Linked DNA regions of Homo sapiens: all the other regions are linked to region 1. A link is a contact called in ENCODE Hi-C or POLR2A ChIA-PET data. All regions are on one chromosome and are shown on one strand. The core of a region is the stretch at or near the end of the contact, and the rest is flanking DNA. Distances in the headings are between cores, read along the strand shown. Region 1 overlaps RNFT2 (ring finger protein, transmembrane 2). Region 2 overlaps FBXW8 (F-box and WD repeat domain containing 8). Region 3 overlaps LINC03088 (long intergenic non-protein coding RNA 3088).

Evidence for each region. A loop is a pair of places that touch in the nucleus more often than their neighbours do. ChIA-PET counts read pairs that join two places held with the same protein, here RNA polymerase II (POLR2A). Pooled maps may share reads with other maps.
Region 2: a pooled map shows a loop between it and region 1 (11-fold over the local background). The contact joins two enhancer-like sites. A Hi-C loop is called at or near these places in 2 of 168 maps with a recorded cell type or tissue (OCI-LY7 and chondrocyte) and 6 of 50 pooled maps. POLR2A ChIA-PET finds 5 or more read pairs at or near these places in 3 of 52 experiments (OCI-LY7, activated B cell and naive thymus-derived CD4-positive, alpha-beta T cell).
Region 3: a loop to region 1 is called in a pooled map, with 5 times the contacts of the local background. The contact joins two enhancer-like sites. A Hi-C loop is called at or near these places in 5 of 50 pooled maps. POLR2A ChIA-PET finds 5 or more read pairs at or near these places in 2 of 52 experiments (OCI-LY7 and activated T-cell).

What each region holds. Positions count from the first base shown.
Region 1 is chr12:116,817,534-116,821,003 of GRCh38, forward strand. All of the region lies in intron 7 of RNFT2 (ring finger protein, transmembrane 2), which reads left to right. Among named protein-coding and RNA genes, the nearest start is that of HRK, 62 kb to the right of the region's middle. RefSeq lists an enhancer at 1,590-1,639 and a silencer at 1,840-2,199. Within about 2 kb of position 1,963, at least 40 of the 41 ENCODE cell types and tissues checked have a DNase peak (open chromatin) inside an H3K27ac peak, as active enhancers do.
Region 2 is chr12:116,981,121-116,984,590 of GRCh38, forward strand. All of the region lies in intron 5 of FBXW8 (F-box and WD repeat domain containing 8), which reads left to right. The region is part of intron 2 of LOC100506551 (a long non-coding RNA gene); the gene reads right to left. Among named protein-coding and RNA genes, the nearest start is that of FBXW8, 72 kb to the left of the region's middle. Within about 2 kb of position 1,776, at least 3 of the 41 ENCODE cell types and tissues checked have a DNase peak (open chromatin) inside an H3K27ac peak, as active enhancers do.
Region 3 is chr12:116,671,519-116,674,988 of GRCh38, forward strand. All of the region lies in intron 1 of LINC03088 (long intergenic non-protein coding RNA 3088), which reads left to right. Among named protein-coding and RNA genes, the nearest start is that of LINC03088, 12 kb to the left of the region's middle. RefSeq lists an enhancer at 1,426-1,735. Within about 2 kb of position 1,798, at least 2 of the 41 ENCODE cell types and tissues checked have a DNase peak (open chromatin) inside an H3K27ac peak, as active enhancers do.

The sequences.
Region 1 (3,470 bases), core at 713-3,212:
ATTTCCTACTCAGTTCCTCTGATTTTCCTCTCCTCTCAGCTACCAACAGAGGACACTACTGATTGGGAAACCAGAATGCCAAACTTGTCACTACTGTAGTACACTTAAGAATTAATAGGCTCTGAAAAGCACCACAGGGACTTCACTGTAAGTAAAGTATATGTAGCAAGGGGCTTTTGAACTTCCTAGAAAGTATGGAGTAAGACCACACTTTACACTCAAACAAACCTGAGTTTTGAGCAGCACTGCTCACCATCCTAAGCCACCAATTCTTTGCATTTACTCCAAAAATATTTCAGTGTCATATTATGACAGGCACTGCGAAGGTGTTGGGGATAAGATGATAAATGAAAGAAACAGACCAAAACAGAGTCCCTGCTCTCATTTCATTGGGGGAAATCACCATTAAACTATATCAACACGCAAATATAGAACTTCAAGTTTCAACAAGCACTAGAGACAAATAAAAACAATTCATGGAGAATTCGTTTAGGGAAACGGGAAAGGGCTTTCTCTGTGGGATGGACATTTGAGCTGAAACTTGTACTTCCTTGACATCTGACTTTGGTTTTAAAAAATATTTACCAGCCTGGGCAACACAGGGGAGACCCCCTCTCTACAAAAAAAGTCTTTAAAAAATTATCTGGGGCATGGTGGCACACACCTGTGGTCCCAGCTACTCGTGGGGCTGAGAGGGGAGGCTCGCTTGAGCCCAGGAACTCAAGGCTGCAGTGAGCTGAGATCGCACCACTGCACTCCAGCCTGGGTGACAGTGAGGCCCTATCTCAAAAAAAAAAAAAAAATCCGCTTTTTCGTCTGCAAACCTGGGCTGGTAATATCCCTCCCAGCTTTGCCCTTAGTAACAGGCCCTGGCTCAGTGCCTGGTTCAGCACTGCCGTTCAGTAAATGTCATGTCCCTTCCTTCCTGTCGTTCCTGGCTGTGTATGTTGCTGGAGGTCTTCTGAGGAGTGGTGTGAGTGAGCAGTCTCTAAGCGATGGGAGAAATCTGCTGCTGGCAAGTGAGTTGTGAAGCCTCTAATAGGCTCTCACTGGACCCTCTTCAACTGGGTTTGATGGCGACCCTGTCGGAGAGAGAAGGGAGGGTGTATCGTCCACTGTCAACATTCGGAAGCCTTCCTCTTTTTCTGGGGAAGGTGGTGTCGAGTAATTGAAAGGCTCTGCTGTAGAGTCAAGTCACCTGGGTACAAGTCCCAGTTCTGCAGCAAGTAACTTGACCTCTCCGAGCCTTGTGTTCTCATCTGTAAAATGGTCCGTATAATTCCTCTACAGTGGTCTGTCATGTGGAACAGGACCCAGCATTGCGGGGGCACGCCGCAAGTGGGACCGTTACCACTGTTTACACCAGAGCAAGGAGGAACTGGGGTAAAGGTGCAGAGGTTTGGGGTACAGGTAAGGAGAAGAAAAAGGCTGTCAAAGGGCTCATTCACATCATGGAGGTCCGGGTTCCTGCGCCACCCTTCCCTACGTGGGTAATCTGGGGCAGATTCCTTTATCCCTCTGATCCCGTTTCTTCGTCTGTAAGACACAGCTCCACAACTTCCTTCACTCAGTGGCTGTGAAATCCTGCAGGCAAGCCGCGTCGCATGGCCCCTGACTTCAAGTTTAGGGGAGCTGATGAGGTCACTCCCTGCTGGACAAGGGGTCTTCGGGGTGAAATGTCCAAATAAGAGAGCGGGGAGTGGACGCGCAAAGATGCGTCAAAAGGATGGAAAAGGCAGCTTTGCCCTTCGCAAACTGAGATCTCCTTTGTCCGCGAAGGGCTAAGAGCCTCAGGCTCGGGGGCCTGGTACCGGCGCGGGACGCCCGGAGGCCAGACCCGGAGCCGGCGGCGCGCAGAGCGGGGCGGCCCGGGGCGCGGGGCTGTGACCTCATCGGCCGGCGCCGTCCCGCGGGGCCATGAGATCATGAGATGCCGGCGCTCGCCGAGGAGTCGATTTGTTGGGAGCGCGGGGACAGCCGGCCGCCCGACGCGGTGATCTCATCCGGGCCCGGGGGAGGAGGAGGCAGGCGGCCGGGCCAGCCCGCGCCGCCAGGAGGGGGATTAATGGCTGCCGCCGGGTGGTGACGTCACCGGCAGCACCCGTTGCCAGGCAACGCGCGGCCACCAGCCCCGCCCCGCTGGCCCCGCCTCCTACCTGCTGCGCTTCTTTCCATCCTGGCTCGCCCTTCTCTTGCCTTTTTTCCTTTTTCTTTTGTATTGAGGCATAACTTACATACTGTGGAGTGCCCTAATTATAAAGCTCAGTGGATTTTTACAAACATATGTAATCACTCAGATCAAAGTATCAACAAAGCTGTCCGACAGAAATATAAGAGTAGTCACACAGACGATTTTAAATGTTCTAGTAGTCACGTTAAACAACTAGAAAGGAACAGGTGACTTTAATTTTAATACTATATTTTATTTAGCCTAATGTGTCCAAAATATTATTTCAACATGTAATCAACATAAAATTTTTAATGAGATATTTTACCTTTTGTTGTTTTTCTAAGACTTTGAAATTCCTTGTTTCTTTTGCTTTTAAGGGATATTGTTTGTTTGTTTGTTTGTTTTTAAAGACAGTCTTACTGTGTCTCCCAGGCTGGAGTGTAGAAGTACGATCATGCTTACTGCAGCCTCGACTTCCCTGGGCTCAGGTCATCCTCCTGCCTCAGCCTCCCGAGTAGCTGGGTCTACAGGCGTGCGCCATCATGCCTGGCTAGTTTTTGTAGAGACAGGATTTCATTATGTTTCCCAGTCTGGTCTCGAATTCCTGGTCTCAAGGGGTCCTCCTGCCTCGGCCTCCCGTAGTTCTGGGTTTATAGGTGTGAGCCACCATGCCCAGCTATCCCTGTGTATTTTAGACTTTCAGTACATCTCAATTCAGAATAGCCACATTTCAAGTGCTCCATAGCGACATGTGACCAGTGGTTACTGGATTGGCTGTGGTGGATATGGAACATTTCCGGCATCTGGAAAGTTCCTGTGTCCTCACTTCCCCCACCAGGGGTACCCATTATTCTGAATTTTATCATCCTTCAGTTATCCTTCCCTCTCTACCCCCATAGCTTGTATCTTTTCTTTCTCTTTCTCCCACATCTTACTTTATCTCCTAAGGTCTCCTAGGGTCTCCCTTTCTCTGTTTCTCAGAGTGGCACAAAGCCACTCTGGAAAATCAGGCTGGATTTAAATCCCGGCTCCACCACTGTCTAGCAACTTCGAACAACATACCCTGCCTCTTTGAGCCTCTCTCTCCTCACCAGTTAACAGGGGCAAATAATTTCAGTGTCCATCTCCTGGGATTGTCAGAGTCTGGGGACAGCCTGCAGGTACTAAGTGTTCAACCGAGAAACTCATCACTAAACTAGAAGCCAGCCCTAGTCCTTCTCTCTTTCCTCTTGTAATCCTCTCACTTGCTGGGTCTCCCACTCTGTTCTTCCCTCCCCTGCCTCTGTGTTTGAGCTTTCTC
Region 2 (3,470 bases), core at 526-3,025, 160 kb after region 1:
ATAGAGCATTCTTGTAATTCAGTTATTCACTATTCAAGTCCTTGCAGTTTTGAGATTATAAAAGTAGCCATGATATAACTGTAGTAACTGATAAATTGACCATTTATAAAATTAGCTTTCACTCAAACACCCCTCCCTGTTAGCTTCTGTATCTATTCCTGCCCACTCTGCCCATATGCTTTTGGGGCAGATATCCAACAATACAGTTCAAAGGGAAATTGCAAACCTTGCAGAAGCTGCAGGACTTTGTGATGTTGAAAGTGACAGTGAAAGAACTAGAAGTGGTAATTACATGGATAAATAGAAATGGCTTTTTTATTATTTAAATATCTTTAAAAGATAATTGCCTGCTTATGCAAAAGTAATAACAATGTATTTAAGGTTTACAAGATGTACAAATAAAAAGTTTGTAACATATGTAGAAATAAAAAGTATGACAGTAATAGCACAAAGGCTGGAAGGGAAGAAATGGAAGTATGCTGCTGTGAAGTTCTTTTTTTTTTTTTTAATTGAGACAGAGTCTCACTCCGTCACCCAGGCTGGAGTGCAGTGGCACTATCTTGGCTCACTGCAACCTCCGCCTCCCAGGTTCAAGCAATTCTCATGCGTCAGCCTCCTGAGTATCTGGGATTACAGGTGCCCACCACAATGACTGGCTAATTTTTGTATTTTTACTAGAGACGGGGTTTCACTTTGTTGGCCAGACTGGTCTCAAACTCCTGACCTCAAGTGATACGCCCACCGCAGCCTCCCAAAGTGCTGGGATTACAGGCATGAGCCACCACACCCAGCCTAAAGTTCTTATATAACATGTGAAATGATACACTATTACTTGCAGGTAGACTGTGATAAAGACTTATGTTAAAATCCAAAAGCAACCTCTAAAATAACAAAGAGTTTTGGCTAACAAGCCAACAAAGGAATTAAAATGGAATAACCACATTTAGTTATCCCAAATACTCAATCCAAAAAATAAAAAAGGCAACAAAAGAGGAGAAAAGGGAGCAAAGAACAGATGGGATAAATTTAAAAAATTAGCAAAATGGTAGATTAAACCCAACCTTATGAATAATCACAGTAAATATAAATGATTTAAACACCCCAATTAAAAGCAAGACCAACTACATGCTGTCTATGGAAAACCCACTTTAAACATATAAAGACACAAGCGAAAAGATGGGAGAAGTTCTGCATGCTAACACTAATCGAAAACTGGCGTGGCCATGCAAAGTGGATTTCAAAGCAAAGACTATAGTAACCAGGGATACCGAGGGACTTTGCCTGTGATAAAGAATCAACTCATCAAGAGGACATACAATCCTAAATGATTTTGCACCTAAAAATGATGTTGAAGAACTGTGCACGTGATATCAGCCCCCCGACAAGTGAGGATCTGATCAAGTGCGACACTTTATAATTGAAGTAGGGGAAATCGAAAAAGATGAAGACACAACAGGCTTTCAGGAGAGAAAGATTTGACCATTTAATTGATGGAGCCCTGGATTTTTTTTTTTTTTTTTCCCAAAAAGACTCTTCTCAGGATAGCTCTGTGCTACTCAACCTTGTGGTGAAGGATATTTTATTGCATAAAGTTCTGTTGGAAAAATGATGCCAGCAAAGCCAATACTTGATTAATAATGAAAAATGTGTTTATAGATAAACTCCATGTGTGCTTAGAGTGAGCTGTGGTTAAATAGCTTCCACGCTTGGCAGCACCCAGGGTGAGTGTGATGGTGTACGTCAGTTACTCATTGAGCTCATAGTTATTTTATGCACTTACAAATGCAGCCGCTCATCCTGCACTTTTCCAGCTAAATTCCAGCCCAACTTCATGACGTACCAAGTCATGACATAACAAGTGGCTTTGGACCAAGTTGTTTAACCGCTCGGTGCTTCTGTTTCTTTTCTGTGAGAGGAGTAAAATGGTGCGCCTCCCAAGATGGAAGTGAATGCCCAGTGAGAGGAGACACACGAGTCTCTGAAGACTCAGAAGCTCTATGCAAATGGGAGTTTTTTTTCTCTTTACTGTTGTGATGTCTCAAAACAAATGCAAACAAATGCAATGCAGAGTGTTTGAAGGAAGCCCATGTTAAGAGCAGACATCTTGGCATGGGAGAGCCGATCTCCCATCTGATATGTAGAGCCACTGGCATTTTCTGCAGCATATTTTTCTCTTCTGAGTCAGGATGGAAAGAATTTGCCAAAATAATTGCCAGGGGAATGTGCTGTGGAACCTTTTGTGATCCGCTTATCCCCCAAGTTTATCATAATTCTTAAGAGTGCACTGTGTTTTAGATGCGAAGCAACATTTAGCTTGAAGAAGGCTCTGCTTTTGTTTATAATTGCTTCCTTAGCCTACTGACAGTTTGGAAGTCTGGCAAAGCAGCCCAAATGTATTATTTTCTTCCAATTCTCTATATTTATTTAGTGCTGAATGATCCTTTATAGTAAGATCCTAAACTCAAAGCATTTATAGTTTAAAGACAAAGTAGAAGGCAAGAAAAAAGAAAGATAGGAAGATACACTGCCAAGAGAAGGAAAGCAAAAAGCTTGGTCTGTTCTAGATAATAGGAAGTTATAGGAAATAGGGCTAGATTTACGGATGATCAATAGAAGGGGAATTAGCATTGATAGATTAAATATGTTTTATAACACAGCAGGAACTATAGACTGCATAAAAATAAAAGACAGAAAGGAATGGTCCATCTTCAGTGCTTCGTGTGGCCGGTCTCCTTTCATCTGCCTCACAGTCCTATGTAGTAGGTAATGTTGTCTTCAACTTTACAGAAAGGCTAACAGGCTCAGAGCTGTTAAGCAGCTCCCCTAAGTCCGTCAGCTAACAAGTGCTGGAGCTGGATTTGAACTCAAATAGTCACAAACTGTTATCTCCACACATTTATTTCTTGGTGAATTTTGAAAAATTGAATCAATTGGAATTGGAGCAAGGCATTAACCAGCCTAATGCAGAGAGTAATCATTTTCTTGGGTAAATCTTCGAAGGGAAGGAAATAGCTTGGGAATGATAAAAAGAAATTATTTTTGAGGAAAGAAGAATCAATGAAATGCTAAGTACAGAAAAGGTTATCTGACTGGAAAAGCATAAGCTCCTGTAGACCACTGGTCCTAAACTCCAGTGGACATCCCCAGAGTTACTGGTGCCTGACAGTCTGCATTTCTAATAAGTCGCCACGTGGTACTGATGCTACCGGTCTGGAAACCACCCTGGAGAAAGGGTGTGTGGCCAGTGTGTGAAAGAGGAATTAATCTGGGTAGCAGCATTCCAGGTGCTGGGAGAAGAGTGGAAAATCGGCATTTTTGGCAAGTGTGGGATATTGAAGCACAGGTTTTAGAGCTGTGCAAAATAAAGCACTGCTGCTAACAGAGGCTTTAGGAGGATGGCGCTGAGGAAGGATGTGAAATTCAGGCTGAGCATCCCTAATCCAAAATTCCAAAATGCTTTGAAACTGTTT
Region 3 (3,470 bases), core at 548-3,047, 150 kb before region 1:
CCTCCCGGGTGCAGTGGCTTGTCGCTGCTTTTGCCGCTGTGGTTCCTTCTGCCCATGTGCTCCTCCTCATCCCTTCATCTCTCAATAGTGCCGTCTCTCCAGGCTCAACTCAGAGCATGCACGTTGGGGGTTTCTACCCCCAATCTCATATCCCAGAGCACGTGTCTCCCCATGTGTGTTCCCAACTTCCTGAGCTTGTGCTTTTTTTTTGGTGAGGGAAGACATGGTCTCACTCTATCACCCAGGCTGGAGTGCAGTGGCATGATCTCGGCTCACTGCAACCTCTGCCTCCTGGGTTCAAGCGATTCTCCTGCCTCAGCCTCCTGAGTAGCCGGGATTACTGATGCATGCCACCAACCATGCCCAGCTCACTTTTTTTGTATTTTTAGTAGAGACAGGGTTTTCACCATGTTGGCCAGGCTGGTCTCATTGAACTCCTGACCTCAAATGATCTGCCTGCCTCGCCTCCCAAAGTGCTGGGATTACAGGCATGAGCCACTGCGCCCAGCCGAGCTTGTGCTTTAGAGAGGGGGAGAGAGAGAGAGAAAGAGAAAGAGAGCGAGATTGGATGGGTGGATAGATAGATAGATAATAGATTGATAAGACTTGATAGATTGATAGATGATAGATAAGATGATTGATAGAAGATAGATACGATGGATAGATGATTGATAGATGATAGATAAGATAGATGATTGATAGATAAGATAGATTGATGAAAGATAAGATAAATAGACTGATAGATGATCGGTAAAATACATAGATTGATTGATTTCGGGAGTACAGGTGCAGTTTTGTTATATGGATATATTGCATACTGGTGAAGTCTGGGGTTTAGTGTAGCCATCACCCGAATAGTGTACATTGTACCCATTAAGTAACTTTTCATCCCTCTCCCTCCCCCTCCCCACCCTTCTGAGTCTCCAATGTCTATTATTCCACTCTCTATGTGCATGTGTTCATATTATTTAGCTCCCACTTATAAGTGAGAACATGCAGTATTTGACTTTGTGTCTGTTATTTCACTTAAAGATAACTGCCTCTAGTTCCATTCACGTTGCTGCAAAGGACATGATTTCATTCTTTTACATGGCTGAGTAGTCTTCGTGTGTGTGTGTGTGTGTGTGTGTGTGTGTGTGTGTGTGAGAGATATTTATCCATTCATGTGTTCTGGATACTTAGCCTCTTTATCTTTGCTATTGTGAATAGTGCTGCGATATGGGTGCAGGTATCTTTTTGATACAATGATTTCTTTTCCTTCGGGTATATACACCAGTTTTGGGGTTGCTGGATCGAATAGTAGGACTATTTTTAGTTCTTTTGAGAAATCTCCCTACTGTTTTCCATAGAGGTTGTACTAATTTACCTTCCACCAGCAGTGTAGAAGTGTTCCCTTTTCTCCACATCCTCGCCAACATCTGTGATTTTTTTGCCTGTTTAATGATGGTCATCCTGACTAGAGTGAGATAGTATCTCACTGTGGTTTCAGTTTGCGTTTCTCTGATGATTAGCGATGTTGAGCATTTTTCACATGTTTCTTGGTAATTTGTGTGTCTCCTTTAACAAGATGTCTGTTCATGTCCTTTGTCCACCTTTTAATGGGGTTATTTGCCCTTTGTTGTTGTTGAGTTGTTCGAGTTCTTTGTAGATTCTGGATATCAGTCCTTTGTCAGATGCACAGTTTGCAAATATGTTCTCCCATTCTGCAGCTTGTCTGTTCACTCTGTTGATTATCACTTTTGCTGTGCAGAAGCTTTTTTAGTGAACTTTTGCTTTTACTGTAACACATGCCACATCCTGTCTTACATGACAGTTGGGTCCCTTGTTCTCATCTCCAGTAACTTTGCTTCCCCTCACTTCAGTGTCCAAGGGCCTGCCTTTCCTGCCAGGCTGTGAGGACCAGGAGCCCACAGCCGTGCCTGCATGCCTGTTTCAAGCTTGCTGTATACCCAACGCACAGCACAACAAATGCCTGTATTTTCTTTTTTTTTCTTTCTTTCTTTTTTTTTTTTTTTTTTTTGAGACAGAGTCTCACTTCGTCGCCCAGGCTGGAGTGCAATGGCGTGACCTCAGCTCAATGCAGCCTCCAAAAAAACAAACGAAAATATTTATAGCTACTTTTAATTACATGTAGATTAAGGGGCAGTTTATGCAGAAATTTCAAGGAAAGGGTGGTAGCATTTGGGTCCTCGGTCTTTGCCACGGAAAGGAGCAGTAACTCCCAGTGTTGCCATGGCAATGGTAAACTGTCAGCGCTCACAGGTGGGCGTGTCTTATGGAGAGGTGCTACTGCCCCATCCCTGTTTTAGCTAGTCCTCAATGTGGTCCAGTGTCCAAGCCCCACCCCTGGAGTTAAGTCCCGTCTCCTGCTTCACTGGTTCTAGGGAGCTCTGGGATAACCTGAGATCTCCCTTGTATCCGCCCAATATTGCCCTTACGTCCTTATGGATGTTGTTTCCAAGAACACACACCCATAAACCTGCACACAAATCTCTGCCTCAGAATCTATTTCCCAAGGGCGCCACCTAGGAAAGAAGGCATAACAAAGTTTGGGGGAAAATATTGTCTTGTCTTCTCCAGTAACCACAGACCAGCAGGCCCGTACATCTCAGCTTCTTCTTAACCTGGGTAACATCAATGCCTGTTCTGTTCCAGATAGGTTCTCATTCTGTTGATTAGATTTAATAGGGAGAATTGGGGGGCCTTCTGGTTTTCTGGCCAGCTTTTCCTATTGATGCCTTCCAAAGTCATTCAACTTCCTGCCTTGAGATGTATCAGTGACTTCCCACTGCTCTGGGGAAAGGCTGCATATGGCCCGGCTTTCTCTGTGTCCTCACCTTATCCACACATGCTTCCTGAGCTACATCTGAAGCTTGTCAATTGCTCATTTCCTCCACCACAGGGCCTTTGTATATGCTGTTTATGGTGCCCACACCCCACCGACCCCACCCCTTATTCACTGAATTAACTCTTGTTTATTCTTCAGATATTAATTCCGTTGTCTTTTCCTTGAGGCGACCTTTTCCCAGAGGCACAACTGCATAGTGTCCAGGGTCTATGATACCTTTAGGGGCCCAGAAAAAAAGGCTTAATTTCTTTTAAAATCAGAAGAGGGAGACAGTGACTATATTATGATGAATCCAACCTGGATTTATACCAACAAAGTTGCAAAATGTAATTTTTTTTAATGAGAAAAAGCCCCCGCCCACCCCCCTACAGGGCAAAAGTCCCTCAGACCTTTTCTGGCCTCCCCCTAACCCACCAGCACTGCTAGGTCAGGTCTTCCCTAAGTAAGATGCTTTCACTCTGCCCTGAACTCTTCTGCCTAGGCAGGTACCACGGTTGTAACTTGACATTTGGCCCCTAAACCACTAGCTGGATGAAGGCAGGGACCATGTCAGACTTATTCTCTGTGCAACACCGAGTCTACACAGCACTTGGCTCTTATTATATGCTCAATAAACATTTGC